2 separate regions of the Homo sapiens genome follow, and region 1 is linked to region 2. A link is a loop called in an ENCODE intact Hi-C map of the cell type or tissue named here. Cell type or tissue: PC-3. All regions are shown on one strand.

Evidence for each region. Peaks named below come from ENCODE experiments on the same cell type or tissue, not always from the same donor. Only the 100,000 strongest peaks of a DNase experiment are listed, where the experiment ranks them.
Region 1: a loop joins it to region 2, with 9 times the contacts of the local background. A loop is called at or near these places in 35 of 110 quality-filtered maps.

The regions. Positions count from the first base shown.
Region 1 is chr16:10,313,438-10,315,937 of GRCh38, forward strand. No RefSeq gene overlaps it. Among named protein-coding and RNA genes, the nearest start is that of ATF7IP2, 71 kb to the right of the region's middle. In PC-3, a CTCF peak has its summit at 1,563 (motif pointing right); no DNase peak of the experiment used is centred here.
Region 2 is chr16:10,736,192-10,738,691 of GRCh38, forward strand. No RefSeq gene overlaps it. Among named protein-coding and RNA genes, the nearest start is that of NUBP1, 6.4 kb to the right of the region's middle. RefSeq lists an enhancer at 1,517-1,566. In PC-3, a CTCF peak has its summit at 1,062 (motif pointing left); a DNase peak (open chromatin) is centred at 1,080; H3K4me3 peaks cover 565 bases; H3K27ac peaks cover 528 bases.

The DNA.
Region 1 (2,500 bases), 420 kb before region 2:
CATGTCAACAGTATGCGCTGGTATCACTTGATAAAAATGGCATTTTACCACTATCATCTTTCTTCCAAAAATCCATAACCTCAGCTAATCATGAAAAAAAAACATCAGACAAATCTCAGTAGAGGGCCGTGCTGCAAATTGCCTGACCAGTACTTCTCAGAACTGTCATCAAAAACAAATTCTGAGAAACTGTCACAGCGAAGAGGACCCTAAAGAGACATGACAACTAAATGTAATTGGTATCCTTGATGGGATCCTGGAACAGGAAATCTGTCACAAGGTAAAAACTAAGGCAGTCCGAATAAAGTATGGGCTTTAGTTAATGCATCAATATTAGATCGTTGATTGTAACAAATGCACCACACTAATGTAAGCTAACAGGGGAAACTGAGTCAGGATGTATGAGGACACTGTACTACCTTCACAATTTTTGTAAAATGTAAAACTATTCTTTTTTTTTTTTTTTGAGATGGAGTTTTACTCTTGTTGCCTGGGCTAGAGTACAGTGGCGCAATCTCAGCTCACTGCAACCTCCACCTCCCGGGTTCAAATGATTCTCCTGCCTCAGCCTCCCAAGTAGCTAGGATTACAGGGAGCTACCACCATGCCTGGCTAATTTTTGTACTTTTAGTAGAGACAGGGTTTCACCATGTTGGCCAGGCTGGTCTCAAACTCCTGCCGTCAGGTGATCCACCTGCCTTGGCCTCCCAAAGTGTTGAGATTACAGGTGTGAACCACTGTGCCCAGCTAAAACTATTCTTAAAAAATTTAGTTTGTTTAAAAAAAAAAAAAAAAAGGAAAAAGTGACCATTTTTTAATCTCTCAAAAATATACCATTAACCTAAACCCTTAAAATATTTACATTCAGGCTGGACACAGTGCCTCACACCTGTAATCCCCGCACTTTGGGAGGCTAAAGAGGGAGGATCATTTGAGCCCAGGAGCCTAGGCAACATGGCAAAACCCCACCTCTACAAAAAATACGAAAATGAGCCAGGGGTAATGGCATGTCTGTAGTCCCAGTTACTCAGGAGGCTGAGATGGGAGGATCACTTGAGCCCAGGAGGTTGAGGCTGCAGTAAGCTGATTATGCCACTGCACTCCAGCCTGGGCAACAGAGCAAGATCCTGTCTCAAAATAAAATAAAATAAAATAAAATATTTGCATTCAAAAGGAGCTTCAGAATAGACCATATGAATAAAATATAGCAAGAGCTGCAGATAAATAGATTTCTCTAGAGAATATGAAAATAATACCCGGTACCTATTCAATGATACGAGGAACATGCAGAGGGGAGGGGAATTATTCCAATCAGTCTCCTGCTGCAGAAACCATAAACATAAAAATAGAAGTAGGCTATGAATCTCCCCTCAAGAATGGGAAGGTGATCAATAGCTTCCATCTAGCATCCATGCCCCACTGAGATGACATTCTTTCCAGAGGGGGAAAAATGAGCTGCCAATGAGAAATTGTTGAGATGACTAAGAAAGACACCATCTCAGGAACTTCCAAATTGAGTTTGACTGTTAGTCAATGTGTTGAGTAGTTGTTATATATCATTCCTTCTCCAGAAGATGGAGCTTTAGTCTAAAATAATGATGTAAGACAAGCCGGCAAGCTGGGCCCAGAATAATAGAATTCAAAGAAAATGCATAAATCGTGGTTACTATCAAGAGGGTTTGAAAAGCATTTTAAATCTCCTTGGAGACGGGTTCATTTGACCCGATTCTCTTACTCATTATGAGAATCCATTGCTTCAACTGTTTTCATCCAGGCAAAAAAGAAAATTTCAGTGGGAGTCATAAAAATGATTATGTATCATCTTATTTTTATTTGGTATTTCTCTTCCCAAAAGTCTAAAGGCTCACTATTATCTTGTAGTGCAGTTCATATGTTGATGGAAGTGACATTATTTATTTGTTTATTTATTTATTTTGAGATGGAGTTTCGCTCTTGTTGCCCAGGCTGGAGTGCAATGGTGTGATCTCAGCTCACCGCAACCTCCGCCTCCCAGGTTCAAGTGATTCTCCTGCCTCAGCCTCCTGAGTAGCTGGGATTACAGGCATGCACCACCATGCCTGGCTAATTTTGTATTTTTAGTATAGACGGGGTTTCACCATGTTGGTCAGGCTGGTCTTGAACTCCCAACCTCAGATGACCCACCCACCTCGGCCTCCCAAAGTGCTGAGATTACAGGCGTGAGCCACCGCACCCGGCCAAGGTGACATTTAAGTTCACTGTGGCAGTGAATTTATTATGCAGATAGGAGTTGCATGAATTTTCTCCAAAATATTCAGATATAAAATTCATTTTTGTCTAAAACAAATCAATCTGACTTAGCCCCCATGTCAGCCATAATTTTTCTCACATCTCGCCTCCATATGTAAAACTCTAGAGAGGAACTGATTAGCGTGAAAGGAAAATAAATCTTGGGACCCCAAAATCACTAAGCCAAAGGGAAAGTCAAGCTGAGAACTGCATAGGGCAAACCTGCCTCCCA
Region 2 (2,500 bases):
ACCCCAAAACTGGAAACAGCCAAATGTCCATTAACAGATAAACTAGTATAATCATACAATGGAATACCACATAGCAACCAGAGGAAACGAGCTTCATACACGCAACAATGTGGATGAAACGAAAATAAATATGCTGAGTGAAAGAAGCTGAATTAAAAAGCGTGCATGCTGTATGATTACATTTATATAAAATTCTAGAAAATCCAAACTAATCTACAGTGAAAGAAAACAGGTCAGTGATTGCTAAAGAACAAGAGCGGACCACAAGGAAACCTTTGGGTACATACATATGTCAAAACTTGGCAATTGTATACTTACAATATGTGCAGTTTGTTGTATATCAGGTATACCTCAACAAAGCAGCTTAAGAAATAAACCGGCCGGGAGTGGTGGCTCACGGCTGTAATCCCAGCACTTTGGGAGGCCAAGGCGGATGGATCACCTGATGTCAGGAATTCGAGACCAGCCTGGCCAACACGGCGAAACTCCGTCTCTACTAAAAATACAAAAATTAGCCGGGCGTGGTGCCAGGCACCTGTAATCCCAGCTACTCAGGAGGCTGAGGAAGGAGAATCGCTTGAACCTGGGAGGCGGAGGTTGCAGCGAGCCGAGATTGTGCCACTGCACTCCAGCCTGGGAGACAAAGCGAAACTCTGTCTCATTAAAAAAAGAAATAAACTGATAATTACTAACACCTATATAGGGCTTGAAAGTGCCAGACACTCTAAAAAACTGTTTTACTCATTAACTTGTTTAATCTTCCCAACAATAATTCCTTGAATATTATTGTTGACATTTTTCAGAGACGGAAACTGAGACAGGGAGCCTGAATGCGAACACCTGGCATTCAAGGATCCACGTCCTTTCCAGTTTCTCTCTATATAATGCATCTGAGCCTTGTTTTTCGACTCAATTATGTGTTGAACACCTGGTGTGTATATAGCCCCTTGTTATATTTGCCGGATCCCAGGGAAGAAGCAGAAAATTTTCTACACCTAAACTTAATTTTGTTTCCATTGCCTGAGTACCTTGATCATAGGTGGGGGGAGAGCTCCACCTGCTGGTATAACTAAGGAACCGCAGGCACTTCCTGTGTTTTCTAAGGGTGCTCGCTGACCTTGTTTGAATATTTAAAGTGCCCCTGTCTGGCTGAAATTTTTAGCCGCTGTAACCAGGTTTTAGTCTTGTTTCATCCACTAATCTTTTTTTTTTTTTTGGTAAGGCAGATTCTCGCTGTGTTGCCCAGGCTGGAGGGCAGTGGTGAGATCGCCTGCCAGGCTCAAGCGATTTTCCTGCCTTGCAGCCTTCCGAGTAGCTGGAACTACAGGCGCACACCACCACATCCGGCTAATTTTTATATTTTTAGTAGATACAGGGTTTCACCATGTTTGCCAGGCCGGTCTCAAACTCATGACCTCAGGTGATCCACCCACCTCGGCCTCCCAAAGCGCTGAGATTACAGGCATGAGGCACCACGCCTGCCCAGTTTCCCCCATTTTTAACATCTTGCATTAGTGTGGTACATTTGTCACAGTTGATGAACCAATATTGACACATTATTATTAAATAAAGCCCATGGTTTATATTAGGCCTCACTCTTGGTGTCGTACGTTCTATGGGATTTGACGAATGCATAATGACATGCATCCACCATTACATAGTCACACAGAGCAGCTTCCCTGCCCTAAAAGTTCCCTGGGCTCCCGTTTACCCCTTATCCCCTCCCACCCGCTGAACTCCTAGCAACCCTGATCTTCGGACTCTATAGTTTTACTAATTTATTTTTAAAATTATTTTGAAGTCTATTTAAATCCTTGGCACTTACTTAGCTTTGTAAATTTAACTTTCATTTTTAGTCATTATTCACCATCTTCAGTCAGAGGAACTGAAATAAAAAAATTTAAATTTAAATTTAAAATCTAGTCTTTCAAAATCACAGAACTAAGTAAGTGTAAAGGAAAATTACACAAAATTTCAAATGCTAATTTTTGTTAAGTTTATGGCATTCATACTTCGGAAGTTGTTAGAATGGAAAACCGTGCTCAGACTTCTGGAACGCAGTGTGTTCAGTTCCGCAGGCCAGGAATGGCCTCCATGGGGAGATGCTGCTGAGACTTGGCCTGTCACAGAGGACTGGGCCACAGCCAGATAGGCGAGAGACAGGCAGTGGCCTTTCCTGGCAGAAGGGCCTGTGTGAGTGACAGCAATGAACTAGGGTGCCAGGCAAAGGCCAGCTGTTTAGTGAATAGACTCGATATTCTCAGTGACACTCAGGCTGGAAGGGTCAAAATGAGTCATGCAGGCTACTGAACACCATATGAAAACTGGGCCTTATCCTGTGGGCCATAGGGAGCCACTGACGGTTTATGAGCAGCAGAGTGACTTGGTCTGATTTTCATGGGGAAAGAATGTTAAGACTGAGAAACAATTCAGGGAACTGTGGGAAACATCACTGTGATCCTGGATATCTGGTTTTCCTCCACTTCCAGTCATATAAAAC